Regions from separate parts of the Homo sapiens genome. Here all the other regions are linked to region 3. A link is a contact called in ENCODE Hi-C or POLR2A ChIA-PET data. All regions are on one chromosome and are shown on one strand. The core of a region is the stretch at or near the end of the contact, and the rest is flanking DNA. Distances in the headings are between cores, read along the strand shown.

Region 1 (3,369 bases), core at 576-3,075, 140 kb before region 3:
AACTGAAGGCACCATCTATGAATCAGAAAGTGGGTTCTTAACAGACACTGAATCTGCTGGCACCTTCTTTAAAACATTTGTAATTTCATTTTCATTTTTAGAGACGGGGTATCGCTTTGTCTTGCTTTGTCACCCAGGCTGGAGTGAAGTAACGTGCTCATGGGTCACTGCAGCCTCAAACTCCTGGGCTTAAGCAATCTTTCTGCCTCAGCCTCCTAAGTAGCTAGGACTACAAGCATGGGCCACCAATTCCCTGCTATCTGCTGGGAACTTGATCTTGGACTTCTCAGACTCCAGTACTGTGATAAATAAATTTCTCTTGTTGGTAAGCCACCTAGTTTATGGTATTTTGTTATAAAAGCCTGAACAGACTGTGAAAATCCCCGCCTTTTTTTTTTTTTTTGAGACAGAGTCTTACTTGCTCTGTCACCCATGCTGGAATGCAGTGGCATAATCTTAGCTCACTGCAACCTCTGCCTCCTGGGTTCAAGCCATTCTCCTGCCTCAGCCTACCGAGTAGCTGGGATTACAGGCACGTGCCACCACACACAGCTAATTTTTGTATTTTTAGTAGAGACAGGGTTTCACCACGTGGGCCAGCCTGGTCTTGAACTCCTGACCTCAAGTGATCTGCCCGCCTTGGCCTCCCAAAGTGCTGGGATTACAGGCGCGAGCCACCGTCCCTGACCACACCCCCCCTGCCTTTTTTTGTCTTTTATAATATTGATAGTTTTGAGGAGCTCAGGCCTACTACCTCATTTTATTTAGATTTTTATTTTTCTTTAAAAATTAAAAAAAAATGTTTTGTAGAGACAGGATCTTGCTATGTTGCTCAGGCTGGTCTTGAACTCCTGGGCTCAAGCAATCTCCTCACCTTGGCCTCTAAAATTGTTGGCACTGCAGGCATGAGCCATTGTACCTGGCCTAATTTAGATGTTAAAGGATTGTAACAGTGTTAGTAAATTTTATGACAATTTGAGAAAGAGAAACTCCTAAGTCATTTTGGACTAATATTCATCCTGTCACTTTGAAGACTATGCTAAATTTTGAATGTGAATGAATCTCATTTTAAGAACTAATACCCTAAAATTGCTTAATGACTCAAGTGTGCTATTATATAATAGAACTTAAAAGTAGAAAACATCTAATACTGCATTTTTTCCTAGTGAAGGGATAAGCAGTTGAGACATTTTAGCTCTATTTTGTTTTGTCATTTTTGTTTTATGATCACAGGATTACTTAAAAAGGTGGACAGCTGGGCACGGTGGCTCACGCCTATAATCCCAGCATTTTGGGAGGACAAGGAGGGAGGATCACTTGAACCCAGAAGTTTGAGACCAGCCTGGACAATGTAGTGAGACCCCGTCTCTACAAAAATTTTAAAAAAATTAGCCAGTTGTGTTGGCGTGAGCCTGTAGTCTCAACTACTCAGGAGGCTGAGGTGGGATGATCACTCGAGCCTGGGAGATTGAGGCTGCAGTGAGCTGTGATCTTGCCACCGTACTCCAGCCTGGGTTGACAGAGTGAAAAGAAAAAAGAAATAAAAAGGGGACCTAACTTTTTTACAAGCACGATTTTTGTGTAGTGTATATAGAAAGTCAATTTTTTAATGTGTTCAGCAGCTGAAATCGTTGTATACTTCCCCATGTGCAATGGAACAGAAAAACGCTCGTTGTTTTAGAACACCAGAATATGCATGAGACATAAATGTGTTTTTCCCTGATGAAAACAACTTCATTTCACTTCCGGAATTTCAAAACTACCATCTGGTAGTCAACCCTGTTTTTCCACCAGATGGCAATAACCCATAATGGCTGAGCAGGATGAATGGAATGTACACAAAACAGTGCAGGGTGTGAGCATTAAAAGGGCTGTGAACGTGAAATGTGGTAATGTAGGAAAAACGATGAGTCCCAGGAGAAGAGGATAAATAATGGATTGCTAAATCTGGCACCCTTGGAGCTAACAACATCCATCATAAAAGGGGTCACATCATTTAAGAGCAAACTTTAAAAGCAGAAAGCGTTCCAGTATTTGTTATTTTTTTTTGGTTTGTTTTCAGAATCACATATTATAGAACAGCTGACAGAGTGGAAAAATTGTTGATATTTAAGTAGAATCTGTACCAAAAACATATTGTATGTTCCTAACAGAAGTGATAAATTCAGAGAGATTATTTTAGGAAAAAGGAGGGAACCGGAAGAACTGCTGATGAAATCTGCAGGCCACTTCTCTTCCCCTCCACCATGACTTCAAGAATCCTGCTGACACTTCACACTTCTCTTCCCAAGTCTGTTTAACTGGGTACACCTATTTGGTTTGGATTTTAGGTGGCATAATACAACCCAACCCAATGCTATTCAAACTCCTGTAAATAACTGACAGCAGGCTACAGTCCCAAATTACAACACGATTTTCTTTTTTGACAGGTTTTATGTAAAAAGACTTTCGCCCCCTATTAAATATCTGTCATTTTCTCTTGCTCTGGGTTCTTTTTCTGAGAACTAGACATACCTCTGATAAAGGTCATGCTATTCTTTTTGGAGACTAAATAATACCAATATTTATCATTATTTTTACCATTTTCCTTTCTTTCTTTTTGAAAAATAACAATATGGGCCTGGCGTGGTGGCTCATGCTTACAGTCCCAGCACTTTGGGAGGCTGAAGGGGATGGATCACCTGAGCTCAGGAGTTCGAGTTCGAGACCAGCCTGGGCAACATGGTGAAACCCCAGCTCTACAAAAATTACAAAATTATCCAGGCCCATGCCTGCATGCCTGCAAGGCTACATGCCTGTAGTCCCAGCTACTTGGAGGCCGAAGCAAGAGGATTGCTTGAGCCTGGGGGGCAGGGTTTGCAGTGAGCCAAGATCCTGCCATTTCACTCCAGCCTGGGCAACAGGGTGAGACCCTGGACCTTGTCTCAAAAAAAAAAAAAAAAAGTTAAGGAAAAAATAAAAACAACATGGAGAAACCCCATCTCTACTAAAAATACATAATTAGCTGGGCATGGTGGTGCATACCTGTAATCCCAGCTATTCAGGAGGCTGAGGCAGGAGAATCGCTTGAACCTGGAAGGTAGAGGTTGCAGTGAGCTGAGATCGCGCCATTGCACTCCAGCCTGGACAACGAGAGCGAAACTGTGTCTCAAAAAAAAAAAAAAAAAAAAAAAAGAAGTAAAGAAGTTCCAGCTTGTCAGATAAAGACCAGAATTTTAAATAGACTGGAAAGAACTAAAACAAAGGTGGTTATTAGGGCACATGCTTACACAATTTCATAGGAAGCAGGACCATTTCCTTTTGTTTTGGTAAGTACATCAATGATCTATCTAATATAGGCGAAGATGTACATAAAACAAACAAAAAAAA
Region 2 (3,126 bases), core at 251-2,750, 180 kb after region 3:
GCTTTTGGAATCAGACCAGATGTCACTATGTACTAGCTTTGTGACCTTGGAAGAGTTATTTCGTCTCTCTGGGACTATCATCTCATGTCTAAAGAGAAGGTGACAGTATTATTAACCTCTTGGAGTTGTTGGGGCTTAGGTGACATAGAGCCTTGGCATATGATAAGTGCCCCACTGTATCACCATGTCTTTTATTTTTGTATTTCAATGCTTTGGCATCTGGGGTCTCACTGACCATGGAGGGGACCAACCCTTCCAGGGTTAGACAATTCCCAGATAGTAAACAACTCACCTGTGAATGCGTTCTTTGCATACAAACCAACCAATCCAGAGCCCACACACCCAGCCAAATCCTTTATGGGGCCACTATCCACCTGCCCTAATAAACCCACGACCAGGTACCAGGCAACTGGGTACAGCACTGATATGGCTTGGTTCTGTGTCCCTACCCAAATCTCGTCTCGAATTATAATCCCCACGTGTCAAGGGAGGGACCTGGTGGGAGATGACTGGATCATGGGGGTGGTTCCCTCATGCTGTTCTTGTGATAGTGAGGGAGTCCTCACGAGATAAGATGGTTTTAAAAGTGGAAGTTTCCCCTGCAGTCTCTCTCTCTCCTGTCACCATGTAAGACGTGCCTTGCTTCCCCTTCACCTTCTGCCATGATTGTAAGTTTCCTGAGGCCTCCCCAGCCATGTGGAACTTTGAATCAATTAAACCTCTTTTGTTTATAAATTACCCAGTCTTGGGTATTTCTTTATAGCAGCATGAGAATGGACTAATACAATTGGTAAGGGACTTCAGTTGGGAGGATGTGGGAACAGGGTCTCTTTAATCTTTCTTATTTCTGTCTTTTCTCACCATTTCCCACCACCAGGGGTAGCTTGATGGGTAAGGGCAGAGGGGAGGTGGCAGACCTGAAGACCTGCCTCTAAACTTGGGGCGTGGTTTCCCCCTATTACTGCTGAACGGTGGAGGCCCTGCAGCCTAAATCAAGGAGTGATGATAGGCCTCTGGGTAATGATCCTTCATAACATGTCCTGACAGTGTTGGAGGCTGAGTGCAGTGACATGCAAGCTGGAAATCAGGGACTGCCTAGATACTGTGAGGGTCCAGAGAAGGGCCTTGAAGCCAGCCAGACTTGGACTTGTCTTCCATCTGTGTAATCTTAAACATGCTTATTAACCCTAAGATTCCTCAACTGTAAAATGGGACCAAAACACCGACCTTCCCAGGTTATTATTAGCATTAGATGACACAGTAATAAGGAAATGATGAAGTGCACACTAAAAGGAAGCTGTTGCATTTCACAGGACAGTTCTACAGAAAGGTGACAGTCTCCCAGAAGAGGCCTCCAGCACGGGTTGCTAATGTGAGGACTGCTGGTGTCCTCCTAGTACCCTGGGTATAGGATCACTCTAAACACTCAGCCTGAGAGACAAGGGGGAGGAGAGAACTGCAAGTCTTGACAAACTTGCAGAGTCCCTCCTTCCCTGAACTGGGAGATCTGCCAAGAGAGGCCAACGCTGACCTCTCTGTGTCCCGTGATATATCCTGGCACATAGGTGGGCTGGTCAACTGCTGGCATCACAGTTAATGGGATGTGCTCAGTTCCAGGAATCTGATAGTCAACAAACCAACCAGACAAACACTAAACAGATTTTACTAATCACCTACTGTGTATAGTGTACTAGGTTTACAGAATCTATGTTTATCCCTGTTCATGGACCAAATGAGAAGCTGAACTTTCTGGGTAGCAAGCAGGCTGGAAACTACCTACTTCTGTCAAGGGCTGAGGTTTCTCAGAGCACTGTGGAAGACAGTCATTGTTAACCTTTCGGTCAGTGGCTATTTTGGACTTTCCAATACAATTCAAACAAAGGTCATTGTAAAACATAAGGAGGAAAAGTTAGAACAATGTAATTTTCAAAGCTATGAGTTTCTGAGGAGAAAAACAAAAGTAACTGCATTGCTTCAATCTCACAAAGATGTTATTTCATAAAGATAACCATCATTCTGTTGAATTAGTGACACAAATAATTTTACATATTATTTTCTTGTTTATCTTAAACTTTAAAAGTAATATGTGCACCTTTACCTTGCACCATGTAAAAAAATTTACTCAAAATGGATGAAAAACCTAAATATAAAAGTTAAAAGTATAAAACTCTTTGAAGAAAATGTAGGAAGAAAGGTTCATAACAATGGATTTGGCAATAACTCTTAGACCTCACACCAAAATCATAGGAAACAAAAGAAAAAATAAACTGAATTTCATCAAAATTAAAAACTCTTATGGATCAAAGGACACAATAGCAGAGTAAAAAGGCAACCCACAGAATGGGAAAAAATATTTGCAAATCATGTCTGATTCGAGATTAACATCCAGAATATGTAAAGAGTTCCTACAACTCAAAAACAAAAAATCAAATAACTTGATTTAAAAAATGGACTAAGGACTCTAATAGACATTTATTCAAAGAAGAGATACAATTGACTAATAAGCATGTGAAAAGATATTAAATATCACTAGTCATTAGGGAAATGCAAATCAAAGCCAAAATGAGATATCACTTCACACCTATTAGAATGACTCTTATTATAAAATCCAGAAAATAGCAAGTGTTGGCAAAGAAGTGGAGAAATTGGAACCCTTGTGGGGTTCCCCCTCACTGGTGGGAATATAAAATAGTGCAACCGCTGTGAAATACAGCATGGCAGTTCCTCAAAAAGTTAAGTATAGAATTACCATACAATTCAGCAATTCCTGTCCTAGGCATATACCCAAAAGAATTGAAAGCAGGGACCTGAAGAGATATTTGCACAGCAGTGTTCATAGCAGCATTATTTACAATAACCAAAAAGTGGAAACAAATGTCTATAAACAGATGAATGGATAAACAAAATATGACATAAACATACAATGGAAAATTATGAAGCCCTAAAACGGAATAAAATTCTGACACATACTACAACATGGATGAACCTTGAAAACATTACACTAAGTGAAATAAGCCAGACAGAAAAGTACTAATACTGTACAATTCCATTAACATGAGGTACCTAGAGTAGTCAAATTCATAGAGACAGAAAATGGAATGGTGGCTGCCAGAGGCGAAGAGGAAA
Region 3 (2,900 bases), core at 131-2,630:
TTCTGTAAAATAGGACAAACTAATTTCTATTGTGATTAATTTAAACATAGCTATAATATTTATACTAGTTTTATATACATTAGTATATTGTAATCACATTAACTTATCTCTGTATATCATGAAAGAGATTTTGTACAATTAAAACACATAATTCAATTTGTAATTTCTGCCAGTTACAGATCTCTTGTCCCACTGACTCTTCTTGTCAACATGGCAATAGGGATACTACACTATTGTCTTAATTTGAAGCTAAATGAATAGTACATTCAATAATGTGCTTTAGTAAATTTGTACATTATTATCATTTAATGAATACCTGAAATTTCGGGGCTTAATTGTATGAATTTCAGATGATTCTGTTTCACATATAAAAGAAAATAATAAATTATAGCAAATTATGTATTGTTTTTATAGAACCATTAATTTAGTGGTTATATTAAGTTTACTTATTACAAACACTTAATATGACAGATGCCTTCAATAAAGTTTTTACAATATGTGCATTTACATTATAAAATGGTATGCAAAATATGCATGGGCTGATTTTACCTGCTGACTTCCTTTAATTTTGAATTATCCCCAGATGTTTTCAGAAATTTGAAATTGTTAGTGTTTTAAGATTAATGAAACCATTTCCTTGAGCTGATTCACAGTCTATATGATGAGCAGAGTAGAATTACTGCTGTTTATTAAACAGAATTCAGAGCGAATCTCCATCTCTCTCCCCTGCCAAGCATCTACCAGAAGCCATTTAGAGAAAAAGAATATTTGCCCATTTGATTTTAGGCTAATGCAAATGAGTGGGAATTCTGACACATGCAAACGTGTTCAGAAGAGGCAAAGAAGTACTTTAAACACACACACACACAAATTATTATTGTCTCTTAGGTTTGGATATTGATGGGATATACAGAGTAAGTGGCAACCTCGCAGTGATCCAGAAACTAAGGTTTGCAGTCAATCATGGTAAGATTATATTTACTGTTGTTATTCAGATGCATCACTCATAACTTTTTGAACTGGCTTAAAGTAATTTTTTAAAATGTCCAATTCCTGCTGTTTTTCAGATGAGAAATTGGACTTGAATGACAGTAAATGGGAAGATATTCATGTCATTACTGGAGCCCTCAAAATGTTTTTTCGAGAATTACCAGAACCTCTTTTTACATTTAATCATTTTAATGATTTTGTTAATGCAATTAGTAAGTATGTAATTCTACTCAGTTTTTTCTAGATATTGAAAATTCTTTGCACAGATTAAGCCACCCAATTTTTTTTATCTTACTTTAAGCAAGTATTTTCAACAGATTGTTTTACTCCAAACATTTTAAATGTGACCACCAGATGTCACTGTGTATTACCAAATATCAGCTTCCAAACTGTGACATTGCTTTCAGTTTCATAAGAATTTGCTGTAAAATATCTGGTTATTATCTTTTTTCAGAGCAAGAACCAAGACAGCGAGTCGCTGCTGTTAAGGACCTAATCAGACAGTTGCCAAAGCCAAACCAAGACACAATGCAGATTCTTTTCCGACATCTCAGAAGGTAGGAGGACTGCCCAGTCATGGGATGTGGTATAGCACAAGGGGAAGCGGGAAGGCCTGTGGGGCCAGGGTCACTCAGACTCAGATTTGGATCCCAGCTATGCTACTTGCTGTCTTTGTAACTTGAAAAAGTTACTCAACTCCTTTTAGTATCAGTCTGTCATGGGTAAATGATTTGCTATGAAGAATACAGTAAAGTAGGTATTATATGTGAAGTATTTATGTAATGCTTAGCACATAGTAGGTGTTCAGAAATTGTTGCTAAGGTTAATATGAAGATGAGATTGGATATTAATTGAGGTGTATTAAGTTACCGTCATGGTTCTAGGTTACTACATAGCCACTTTAATAACCAAGTTCTTTCATCTGATAGAAAGTACACTAGAATACTAAAACAAAAAATCCCAGCTAGAGAGAGTTTTTTTTTTTTAAAGAAATTACATAAAATGAGTAAAATGGAAAGTTTAATCTCCACACCCTAATGAGATTTTTTTCCCATCAACTTAATGGAGCAGTCACTGTTACCTGAATTGTAACTCATACTTAAATGTTCTATTTTAAAAACTAAGCTAAAATATCACACATTTTAAGTTTGTTAGAGTATGCTTAATTGTATCTTTCAGCTGTGTTTATCAAAAAGAAAGCTTCACATGGCATTTAGACAGAATTCTACTTGGTTAAATAGTTTATGCATCACCTTAGGAAAATAAGTATTACTTCTCTTTTTAAAATGCAAACTGTTAGGTTTATAATACCATTTGAAGAATTTTCCCTCTCTCTTATTTTCTCTTTTAACAACTTCTTTTTTTCCCTTCAGAGTTATAGAAAATGGAGAGAAAAATCGAATGACCTATCAGAGTATAGCAATTGTTTTTGGTCCCACTCTATTAAAACCAGAAAAAGAGACTGGTAATATAGCAGTTCATACTGTGTACCAGAATCAGATTGTAGAATTAATTCTTCTGGAACTGAGTTCCATCTTCGGACGTTGATTCTTACTGAAGACAACCTGTGGAATAGAAGCTGGATTCCATCAGATTTCAAATGTTTATACACAATGTATTTTATTTTTTGGACCAAGCAGTGACTCTTTGATTTTGCACTTTTTTTTTGAGGGATCAGAAGGGAAGGGGAGAGTCGAGATGTGTGTTAGGCCCTCATATTTGCTGCTTTGTTGCAAGTTGATATAACTGCGTGTAATTATGAATTCATTTTATCCTGAATGTTTGCATTTCATACTCTGAATTTCAGTAAAAATCAAAACTTAAAATTCTAACCAGTCATATACACTGGATAATTTGGTAAGAAAACTGTATTTTTTTTCCCTGAAATTGGATAATGTACTTTCTTCTCA

What was found. Hi-C counts contacts between places; a loop is a spot of excess contacts on that map. ChIA-PET counts read pairs that join two places held with the same protein, here RNA polymerase II (POLR2A). Pooled maps may share reads with other maps.
Region 1: a loop to region 3 is called in a pooled map, with 2.7 times the contacts of the local background. The contact joins two enhancer-like sites. A Hi-C loop is called at or near these places in 1 of 50 pooled maps. POLR2A ChIA-PET finds 5 or more read pairs at or near these places in 2 of 52 experiments (GM12878 and T-cell).
Region 2: a loop to region 3 is called in a pooled map, with 2.9 times the contacts of the local background. The contact joins two enhancer-like sites. A Hi-C loop is called at or near these places in 2 of 168 maps with a recorded cell type or tissue (cardiac septum and gastrocnemius medialis) and 7 of 50 pooled maps.

Annotation. Positions count from the first base shown.
Region 1 is chr10:31,946,232-31,949,600 of GRCh38, reverse strand. The region is part of intron 2 of LOC107984219 (a long non-coding RNA gene); the gene reads right to left. Among named protein-coding and RNA genes, the nearest start is that of ARHGAP12, 19 kb to the right of the region's middle. Within about 2 kb of position 1,825, at least 7 of the 41 ENCODE cell types and tissues checked have a DNase peak (open chromatin) inside an H3K27ac peak, as active enhancers do.
Region 2 is chr10:31,629,707-31,632,832 of GRCh38, reverse strand. No RefSeq gene overlaps it. Among named protein-coding and RNA genes, the nearest start is that of MACORIS, 76 kb to the left of the region's middle. Within about 2 kb of position 1,500, at least 3 of the 41 ENCODE cell types and tissues checked have a DNase peak (open chromatin) inside an H3K27ac peak, as active enhancers do.
Region 3 is chr10:31,807,296-31,810,195 of GRCh38, reverse strand. It overlaps ARHGAP12 (Rho GTPase activating protein 12), which reads left to right. Exons shown (of 20, transcript NM_018287.7): 17 at 889-966; 18 at 1,068-1,202; 19 at 1,445-1,547; 20 at 2,364-2,900. The coding sequence ends at 2,538. Among named protein-coding and RNA genes, the nearest start is that of MACORIS, 100 kb to the right of the region's middle. Within about 2 kb of position 1,380, at least 16 of the 41 ENCODE cell types and tissues checked have a DNase peak (open chromatin) inside an H3K27ac peak, as active enhancers do.